Linked DNA regions of Homo sapiens: region 2 is linked to region 1. Evidence: read pairs that join two places in POLR2A ChIA-PET (ENCODE). Cell type or tissue: MCF 10A. All regions are shown on one strand. Each heading gives the region's core, and the rest is flanking DNA. Links, peaks and the distances in the headings are about the cores only.

Evidence for each region. Peaks named below come from ENCODE experiments on the same cell type or tissue, not always from the same donor. Only the 100,000 strongest peaks of a DNase experiment are listed, where the experiment ranks them.
Region 2: POLR2A ChIA-PET joins it to region 1 with 5 read pairs; 6 of 35 experiments call an interaction of 5 or more read pairs at or near these places.

What each region holds. Positions count from the first base shown.
Region 1 is chr19:574,015-579,375 of GRCh38, reverse strand. It overlaps BSG (basigin (Ok blood group)), which reads right to left. Exons shown (of 9, transcript NM_001728.4): 2 at 1,255-1,602. Among named protein-coding and RNA genes, the nearest start is that of BSG, 4.1 kb to the right of the region's middle. In MCF 10A, for the core only: no CTCF peak of the experiment used is centred there; DNase peaks (open chromatin) are centred at 3,025 and 4,335.
Region 2 is chr19:705,527-710,887 of GRCh38, reverse strand. PALM (paralemmin) reads right to left here and starts at 1,953. Exons shown (of 9, transcript NM_002579.3): 1 at 1,737-1,953. The coding sequence starts at 1,741. RefSeq lists a silencer at 2,707-2,943 and an enhancer at 2,396-2,956. In MCF 10A, for the core only: no CTCF peak of the experiment used is centred there; a DNase peak (open chromatin) is centred at 3,177.

The sequences.
Region 1 (5,361 bases), core at 1-5,000:
GGCCCTTACGCCCCGAGGACCGGAGGCCCAAGGGGAACTTCTGGCCACGCCTCCGGGAAGGGAAGAGCCCAGCGCCTGCTGAGGAGGCCCCTTCGGGAAGGCACCCCCTTCGGGAAGGCACCCTTCGCTGGCAGCTGGCGGGCCCTGGGCTAAGGCGCTGGGAACCCAGAGGCCCCGCCTGGCGATGTTCCTGCCCAGAGACACACGAGGCTGGGACCAGGGTGTGGGGACAGACAAGGCACCCACCCACGTCCCTGAGCAGGGACCAGGGCATCGAGCTCTTGTAGCAGCCCCAGCACAAACTGGAAATTCTTTTCTAAAAACGTAGCCAGCTGGGCGCGGTGGTGGCCGGGCGCGGAGGCTCACGCCTGTAATCCCAGCACTTTGGGAGGCCAAGGCGGGTGGATCTCGAGGTCGGGAGATCGAGACCATCCTGGCTAACACGGTGAAACCCCGTCTCTTCTAAAAATACAAAAAATTAGCTGGGCATGTTGGCTCATGCCTGTAATCCCAGCTACTCAGGAGGCTGAGGCAGAAGAATCGCTTGAACCCGGGAGGCGGAAGTTGCAGTGAGCCGAGATTGTGCCACCACACTCCACCTGGGAACAGCAAGACTCCATCTCCAGGAAAAAAAAAAAAAATAGCCACAGCACCCCCGGCCAAGGCTCCCGTGCCCTTCTCTAGGAGGCACTCAGGTGGCCCCACATCCCCCCAGCCCCAGGCTGACGGCACTCCAGCAGTGCTGGGAGCACCCCGGTTCTTCTGCCAATCCCCAACCAAGCAAATCTCTTGGTTCTTGGTTAGTTTACAATATTCCCGCTAGGAATTGAAATTTGAAAATCCCTTAGAACGAGATGCTGCGAAGGACACAGAAGGTTCTGAGACCTGCAAGCCTGGGCTGAGCTTGGAGGGCCCCTCAGGCTTGCAGTATGGACGCTCAGGGAGGGAGCCGGGCAGGCGCCCGGGGAAGCAGAAACGACGGAACGGATGGCACGAGGGTCGAGGGGAGGACGAGGACCCACCTGCTGGAGGGCAGAGCCCTGCCTGCCCCGAGCCAGGCCGCCCAGCGCTGGTGGTCAGGCGGCGAGCCCACCCCCTTCAGGTCCGGGCCCCTCCGTCCAGGCGGTGGGCCCAACGGGGCACAGCGGGACGGAGAGGGGAGGAGGCGTCTGGGTTCTACTGAGCAGGAGCCGGGAGGCGAGCGGCACAGGAGGGAAACTGAGGGAGGCGGGGAGGGAGGTGCCCGCCACTCACGTTCCAGGACTAGCACGACTGCCTGGGCGCGGACCCACTTGACCCTGGGCGCCCGGGTCAGGTGGTTGCGATCCGGGTCGTTGCTGGCCCGGCACTCGTAAGTGCCCGTGTCCTCCTCCACGAGCGTGTCGATGGAGATGGTGCTGGCCGCGTGCTGGTGGTAGGTGGCGTGGATGTGGACGCGGTCCAGCCGGGCGCCGTCCCAGAGCTGGGAGCAGGTGTCGTTGGGACCCTGCCCTTCAAACCACCACTGGATCTCGGGCACCGGGCTGCCCACGGCCTCGCAGTGCAGCTCCACACTGCCCCCCACCCACCTCTGCTGGGACAGCGGCGCCTGGACGAAGCCGGCTGTGGGGAGAGCACGCGTGGGGTCTTGTTAGTGCCTGGGGCACTTGGGAGGGCAGCTCCTGGGGAAGGCCTCGCCCACAGGACTCCCAGCCAGGGCTGGTGGAGAAGCCACTTCCTTTCAGCTTGTGGGAGAGTGATGGGGCCCGGCTGGAAACAGCATGGCATGGGAAAGACCGTGGGCGTCCCGTCCACTGCTACCTCACGGCAGCCACGGCGGCTTCTGAGGGCACAACTGTGGGACCACACGTGGTTTCAAAACACAAAACACATGAAACTGGGCAGAAGAGCCAGGAGTCCTGAGCCCCGAGGGCTGCCCAGAGCTCAGGTCCCAAGCGCACCGTCCTCTGACTTCTGCCCGATACCCTGACCCCAGAGACCCGGGTGAGCTGCTGAGAAAAACAAACCCCAAAGCCCAAAGGGGCAGGCGGCCTCTGTCCAGAAGCCCCTAGCCCGGCTCCGTTAGGACAGCCCGTGGGTGGAAAGCTCGTGTCCTCAGCAATCTCTGAGGGCGGCGACCCAGAGAGAGGCGGATTTGGGAAGCTGGGAGCCAGGCAGGGCCTCAGGGCCTCTCACCTCCAGCCACACGCCTCCCCTTCCTTCGAAATGCAAGGGAAGGCCCCCAGAGCTGCCAAGGAGCACAGCAGAATCCACACAGAACCTCACACTGTGCCTAGCACTCGCCTGCCAGGAACAGCCCAGCCCAAGGGGAAGCGTGGGGAGTGCCTCCTCCCGCCAGGACCTTGCAGCCCTCCCCACAGCACCTTCTGAGGTCAGACTCCCCAGGCACCGCTACAACACACACACACACACAAGGACACACGTCTGCAAACACACACAACACATACACACGTGCATATGCGTGCACACGGCTCCGAGGCTGCGTGGCAGTGCACAGGTCACGGCCCCCAAGGCCACGGGGACAGGAATGTTCACGTCTGAGCACCTCAGGTGAGCTCTGGGCAGGCGCAGTTGACAAGTTTTGGCAGCGCCATTTTCTTTCTCCTCTTCTTCTTTTTTTTTTTTTTGAGACAGAGTCTCACTCTGTTCAGCAGTGGTGTAATCTCAGCTCACCGCAACCTCTGCCTCCCGGGTTCAAGCAATTCTCCTGCCTCAGCCTCCCAAGTAGCTGGGATTACAGGTGCCTGCCACCACACTCAGCTAATATTTTGTATTTTTAGTAGAGACGGGGTTTCACCATTTTGGCCAGGCTGGTATTGAACCCCTGACCTCGTGATCCACCCTCTTGGGCCTCCCAAAGTGCTGGGATTACAGGCGTGAGCCACCGCGCCTGGCTGGCAGTGCCATTTTCACAAAGGGATCTCCTCCTGGTAACCTACATTTCTTGGGAGTTAAGATTTCCCAGACTGCAACACTGGCAGCTATGTGCAGAGCTGGGCGAGGTGAGTCAGGGCAGGAAGCACAGCCAGAGGCTGCCCAGCTGGCAAGCTCCTTCCTGCCCTGCAGCAGCCCCTCTCCTCATCCTCCAGACCTGCAGGGCTGGGCTCCACATCCTCCTCACCCAGGGGTGCTAGGAGAGGGCTGGCCCCTGACTCACCTCACCCCACCTCCAGGCAGGGCAGGGCACACAGGAAAGTGAGGAGGACCAGGTGGGGCCCGCAGCCGAGCTGCCCCCAGCCACCTTTCCAGGAGTCCCGGGCTCCCAGGCGCCATCTGCACCGGTCCCGGTGCTCCCGCTGGGTCCGCCAGCTTCTCAGCGGGCAGCATCGCTCCCAAAGGGACCAAAAGGCTTTGGATGGAACAACCCTGTGTCCCTCCGGATGCTGATGATGCTGGTGTCTGTGTATTGACGTGTCACTGGGGGTGGGGGGGCGTCCGGAAGAGAAAGCCTCCATAGAGGCTCCTCGGGGACAATGCAGAGCGCCCCCACCCCACGGACCACCCCATCTCGCCCGCCGCACCAGGAGCCTCCACCCATGAGCAGCAGGAGGAGGGACGGCGCCTGACCCTCGGCCACAGCCCCAGAAAGGTTAGAATTCGATTCTGGCCACATGAGACGTAACCCATGTTCTCAAGTAAAGTCACCTTCATCTAAAAACAGCCTCCGCCTCCTTGCCCAGGGCTCAGGGCCAGGCAGGCCGCGTGGTACTTGTACACAAGCAGCCCCGCAGGATAAGGCTGCCCGCCCCCACCCGCCCTCCTCCCCACCCACCCCAGTGCTCAGACAGCAGCCAGCGAGAACAGCTCTGGGAAGCAGCCTCGGGCACCTCCCCCACCCACCCCCACCGGCCGCAGCCAGGCACTCCCACTCCTCTCATCTGAGGCTCGGGGGTGAAGCCCTCCACCCTCGGGACCCAGCTAGCACACCCCGGCCCTCCGGTCCCCGACAAGCCCACAGGAGACGCGGACGGCCAACCTTGGGCACTCACCCCACCCGGCTGTGCCCCACCAACCCGCAGACGCCCCTGAAGCAAGTTTCAGGAGAGGCAAACACAGTCACGAATTCACAGAGCAAACAGCAGTGTCCACCCCACACGGGCCAAGGCTGTGTTGCCCAGACCTTGTGGTCTTCACGAGTCAGTCCCCAGCAAAAGTGGGGTTTCTCACCACACACACACACGCGCACACACGGCTACACCGCTGCACGGCGGCGCTGCCAGCACTGCAGACTCCACCTGCTTCCCAGGCTGCAGGCAGCTCTGGCCAGTAAGCCCCAGGCTAAGCTTTCTGCTCAGAAGAAACCCTTCTCAGTCTCCTGCACAAATGCACAAAAGGAACAAAACTGTGAACCACCCTACCCAGCAGGGAGAGACCAAAGGTCTTTCACCCACTTGGCTGTCCAAATTAGCTCAATGTGGGAACCTCGTGCTGTGCTTGAAACCCAGTCAGGCCTGGCTGGGTTTCCACAGGGCTGGCGGGGGCGGCTTATCTTCCGCGCTCACCTCACCCATGGGCTCCTATCTGTGTCTCCCCAGAGAGCTGGCCGCAGTGCTGGGGCCAGGCCCTTGCCCAGGAGACATTCGATAAAGGGCCACTTTGGTTACCAGGAAGACGAAATCTCAGACGTAGGTCAGGAGTTAGCTGGCAAAGCCTCTGGAAGAAGGAGCCCCCTCCCCAGCCTCTGCCCAAGGCCCCCTACGGCTCAATGCCCAGGACAGAGGCTCGAAGCCCTTGCTCTTGACCCTTCAGGAGGCCAGACCCTCCAGCTCTGCACCTTGTTCCCAACACATCGGTCACAATAAATTTTTTTTTTGTTTTTTTTTGAGACGGGGTCTCGCTCTGTCGCCCAGGCTGGAGTGCAATGGCGCGATCTCGGCTCACTGCAAGCTCCGCCTCCCTGGTTCACACCATTCTCCTGCCTCAGACTCCCTAGCAGCTGGGACTACAGGCGCCCGCCACCACGCCAGGCTAATTTTTTGTATTTTTAGTAGAGACGGGGTTTCACCGTGTTAGCCACGATGGTCTTGATCTCTTGACCTCGTGATCCGCCCGCCTCGGCCTCCCAAAGTGCTGGGATTACAGGCGTGAGCCACCATGCCCGACCTCTTTTTTTTTTTTTTTTAAAGACAGAGTCTCCCTGTTACCCAGGCTGGAGTGCAGTGGCATGATATCAGCTCACTGCAACCTTCACCTCCCAGGTTCAAGCGATTCTCTTGCCTCAGCTTCCTGAGTGGCTGGGATTACAGGCGTGCGCCAACACGCCCAGCTAATTTTTGTATTTTTAGTAGAGATGGGGTTTCACCATGTTGGCCAGGCTGGTCTTGAACTCCTGACCTCAGGTGATCCACCCGCCTCAGCCTC
Region 2 (5,361 bases), core at 263-5,262, 130 kb before region 1:
CCCACCCATTGTCAGCCCGGGAACCGGGGAGAGAGTCGTCCTCGAATGGCGGCTCACAGCAGCCGGTTAACACTGGGTGCCTGTCCCATGTCTGCATCCCCAAAAGCAATGATGACCCAATGGGGGACCTGTGGGCCACCCTCTGACCCAGGACGGAGAAACCGTGGAGCAGAGCAGGAGGCACCGAGGCCCCCCGGCCCCAGGTGCTGTGTGATGGAGGGGGGGTGGGGGGGGGGCAGCAGCTCCTCTCTGGGCCTCAGTATCCCCCGTGGGAAAGGAAGGGGTGGCAGGAAGGAAACAATGGGCCCGACCCGGAGTGTTCGCTGACACCCCTCCTCTGGGAGGGAGATCTCCGTCGTCCTCCTAGGCAGCCCCCTCCCCACAGCCACACCCTGCCCAGGCCTGGCTGTCAGAGGCCCAGAGGCTCCTCCGGGGCCTGGCGAGCAGGGCAGATAAACAAGGCTGGGGGGTGGGGGTGTGGAGCAGGCAAGTCTGGGCCCTGGCTCCCCTGAGCCCCTGGCTGAGCTCCCGGGGCGGGGTGACGGGGAGAGGGGTCAGGCCTTTGTCTGGGTTTTCAAAAGCAGAGGACACTGGGTGTCTCGCTTTCCCAGGGAGGGAGGGAGGCAGCGGCCCCCACCCAGCCGCGGGCGTGGCGGGTCACGGGTGAATCCCCGGGGAAAGTTGGCGGCTTAGAAAACACGCCCAGTGGGAAGGGCAGGGGGCCACAGGCGGCCTCCAGATCCGGTCTTCGGTCCTCGGGCTGGGGTGGGGACCCGGGCCTCAGCAGGGCAGCTGGCTCCCCTGTCCTGAAGTGGGCAGGTGGGTGACCCCAGGAGGAGCCTCCTGACCCCTGCCCGTGCAGTGCCCACCTGTGGGAGTGAGGGGCAGAGGGGCACCCGAGCACCGGGAGGAGGGGACCGGTGTCCGAAATGACCACGCGCCCTCGCTCGGTGCCTCCACTGGCCACCCCCCCCCCACACACACAGGCGCAGCCATGCGGGGGTCCAGGGATCCCAGCCCAGGGCCAGCCCACTCCTGTAGCTACACCAGTGGAGCCCCAGCTCCGAGACACTTCCCCGAGAGGGTATCCCACCCAGGCGCCCCGCTGGAAAACGCCGGTTCCTCTCCCTTCTCACACACCCCAGAGACCCGGGAAGCCGAGGGCAGCCCCTCTCCCTCCAGCGGTAACTCGGGACCTGCGCAGTGGCGGGGGGCTCAGGACACCCCTGGAGGCCCTTGGGAAGGGCGGGGGTGGGGGGCACCGGCCCGCGCGCGCGTCCAGGGCGCCAGGAGCCGTGCGCTCAGACTGGGGCGGGGGAAGGGTGCGTGAGCGCGAGGCCGGACCGGTGCAATCTGGGGAGGGGTCGCTCCATCTCCCCGGGGCCACCCACAGGTGGCCGAGAGCCGAGGCTCGCCCTGGAGACGCGGGCGGGGCGCGGGCGGAGACGCGAGCCTCCCCCTCCCCGCGTCCTGGACTGGCCCGAGCCGCCGCTGCCCGGGTCCCCACGCGCCGGTGGGTGGGCAGCCGGGGTCCGGGAGCGGGGAGGCCTCCCGGCAGGCGCGGCCCAGCCCGAGTCTCTTCCCGGCTGCGCTGCGGCCCCAGCAGCCCCGCGCCGCCTCCTGCTCCTCGCGGGGGCAGCGACGCCCCCAATGGGGCGCGAGAGAGGGGGCCTCCCCCCTCCCCGGCTCCCGGAGCTCCGGGCCCCCAGCCCCGCGGCCCGAGCGCGCCTACTCACTCCATCTCCCCGCCGAGGTCCGGGTGGGTCCGCGGTGCCGGGCGGGGGCGGGCGCGGGTGGCGCGCGGGGGAGGGGAGGGGAGGGGGACGCGGCCTGGCGGGGGCCGGGGCGGGCTAAGGCCTGGCGGCCGGGGCTGCGCGGCGCGGGGGCGGCGGCACCGGCTCGGGCATCGCCCCGCGCAAAGCTGCTGTTTATTGTCCGGGCGGCGGCGGGCGCGGGGGGTGGGCTGGGCGCGCGCGTCTCCGGCGCGCTCCCCTCTCCCTCCCGCCCGCCCCGCTCCCCGCCCCGCTCCCCTCCCACCTCCCCGCGCTGCGAGCGGGCGCTGCGCCTCCTGCCGGCTGCGCCGCCGCCGCCCCCCGCCCCGCGCGCCCCGCCCCGGGGCACCCCTGAGAAGGGCCTAGGTCTGGGCGCGGTGCTGGGACCCGGCTGTCACCAAGTCCCGCCCCTCCCCAGCTCCTGGGCCAGAGCCGGGACCCTCGCGAAGTCAGACAAGCAAAGGCCTTTCTCGAGAGCCCAGACGCCGAGAGGGACACACATTTCAGGGCGAGCGAGGGGATAGGGGGGTCCTGGGGAGGCCGCTGCGAGGAGCTGACAGCTCCCTGCACCCCCGGCCCCGCTCGCAGGGTCCCCAGGCCTCCTTTGCCGGAGTATCTGGTGGAGGGCGCTGTGCCTGCAAAGGCCGGGGGTTGGGGTGGAGACAACCGCAGGTGCTGATCTGTCTGTGCCCTGGCTGGGAGCTGAGCCTGGTCCCCGGGGCTGGAATTTAATCGGCCCCAGGGCCCCCATGGCACACTCACTAAAGGCCCAGCGACCAGACGACCAGAGTGAGTGAGAGGGACGGTGGAGAATCAGGGAGAGCTCAGGCTTTGTCCTCAGAGCACTGGGGAGCCACAGCAGGAGACAGGCAGGACCTGTCTTCCCCAACATGTAGGCCTTGGGCCCAGCTTCCTGGTTTCCCGTGAGAACACTGCAGACCAGCCCCAGCACACCTACTCATGGGGGTCCAGGGTGGGCAGGAAGGAAAGATTCTTCCAAACTTCTTAGTTTTCTTATAAAACGGTTCTCCTCTGCCGATGTTTGCTGAATGGCTGTAGATTTAAAGGAAAGTAGCCCCGGATGAGCTGTGGAGAAAGATACGGCAGGATGTACCCCAGGCTGAAGAAGGCCGTCAACACCTTTTCTTTATTCCTCCCTTTTTACAATGAATGTGTATTCATTTTAGCATTTAAGACAATAAGATAAATTAGCAAAGGTTAACAAAGCTAAGATCCTAAAGAATATCAGGGGTCCCGGGTCTGTCTGATTCCCAGCTCACCCATCTCCAAGCTGTGTGACCCTGGGTCTGTTTCTCAACCTCTCGGAGCCTTATTCCCCCCCACCCCCCTGCCCCCACCCTTAAGGCTGTGGGAGGGTTAACTGAGTGAGCACACACAAAGGGCTTGGCACAGGGCCCAGCACACACTAGCTCAGGGTTTGGCAAACTTTTTCTGTAAAGGGCCAGAGAGTAAATATTTTCAGCATTGCAGGCCACAGTCTCTGCGGCAATGACTCTGCTCTGCCATCGCAGAGTGAAAGTAGCCAGAGACAATATGTAAAACCATGGGCATGGCTCTGTGCCCATAAAACTTTATTTACAAAAACAGGCAGTGGGCCAGAGCTTATCCCAGGGCCGTAGTGTACTGACCCCTGCACTAGGCACCCAATAAAACTTTATTTACAAAAACAGGCAGAGGGCCAGAGCTGATCCGAGGGCCGTAGTGTACTGACCCCTGCACTAGGCACCCAATAAAACTGACCTGTGAGTCGTTTCTTCACTTCCCCTTGGCCTCTGTGTTCTTTTAGTCCAAAGTGATTTATTGAACACCTACTGTGTGCCTGGCACCGTTAGTCACCTGTGATGCAGAAGTTCCATTTTTGCGGCCAGGCGCCGTGGCTCACGCCTATAATCCCAGCACTTTGGGAGGCTGAGGCTGGTGGATCACGAGGTCAAAAGTTTGAGACCAGGCCGGGCGCGGTGGCTCACGCCTGTAATCCCAGCACTTTGGGAGGCTGAGGCTGGTGGATCATGAGGTCAAAAGTTAGAGACCAGCCTGGCCAACATGGCAAAACCACTTCTTTTTTTGGCTGGGGTGGACGGAGTTTCGCTCTTGTTGCCCAGGCTGGAGTGCAATGGCGCGATCTCGGCTCACTGCAACCTCCGTCTACCAGGTTCAAGCAATTCTCCTGCCTCAGCCTCCCTAGTAGCTGGGATTACAGGTGTGAGCCACCACGCTCGGCCAGTGAAACTCCTTCTCTACTAAAAATACAAAACTTAGCTGGGCATGGTGGTGCGCGCCTGTAATCCCAGCTACTGGGGAGGCTGAGGCAGGAGAATGGCTGGAACCCGGGAGGCAGAAGTTGCAGTGAGCAGAGATCGCGCCACTGCACTCCAGCCTGGGTGACAGAACAAGACTCCATCTCAACAAAACAAAACAAAACAAAACAAAAAAGAAGTTCTGTCCTTGGAGAGACGGTGATTTTTGTCCCCTACATAAATGATTCAGGGTGAATGAAGTGACTGTTACATGTAATCCCAACACTTCAGGAGACTGAAGCAGGAGGATCACTTGAATCCAGGAGGTGAAGACCCTGGGCTACCTAGTGAGACTTCCATTTCTACAAAAAATTAAAAATTGGGCCGGGCACAGTGACTCACGCCTGTAATCCCAGCACTTTGGGAGGCTGAGGTGGGCAGATCACCTGAGCTCTGGAGTTCGAGATCAGCCTGAGCAACATGGAGAAACCCCGTCTCTACTAAAAATACAAAATTAGGCGGGCGTGGTGGTGCATGCCTGTAATCCCAGCTACTCCAGAGGCTGAGGCAGGAGAATCACTTGAACCTGGAAGGCGGAGGTTGCAGTGGGCCGAGATCGCACAATTGCACTCCAGCCTGGGCAACAAGAGCGAAACTCCATCTCAAAAAAAATAAAAAATAAAAAATAAAAATTAGCTGGGCACGGTGGTGTGTGCCTGTGGTCCCAGTTACTTGGGAGGCTAAGGTGGGAGGATCGCATGAGCCTGGGAGGTTGAGGCTACAGTGAGCCGTGATCATGCCACTGCACTCCAGCCTGGGCAACAGAGCCAGAACCTGGCTCAAAATAAAATAAATGATTCAGGGCCAGACACAGTGGCTCACACCTGTAATCCCAGCACTTTGGGAGGCTGAGAAGGGAGGATCACTTGAGCCCAGGAGTTTGAGACCAGTCTGGGCAACACAGAAAGACCCCATCTCTACAAATTTTTTTTTTTTTTTGAGACGGAGTCTCGCTGTCACCCAGGCTGGAGTGCAATGGTGCGATCTCGGCTCACTGCAAGCTCTGCCTCCCGGGTTCATGCCATTCTCCTGCCTCAGCCTCCCGAGTAGCTGGGCCTCCCAAAGTGCTGGGATTACAGGCATGAGCCACCGCACCTGGCCCAATTTTTTTTTTAAATACTGCTCCATCCAAGGAAAGGCCACCCCCGGATTCAAACCTCTGTCTGATCTCACCCCTCTGTGACTCCCCGGAGGGCTGGGAATGGGTCTGAGAAGCATCACAAGCTGCAGGGGCCAGACCCAGGCAGGGCGGTGGGACAGGCTGCCATCGG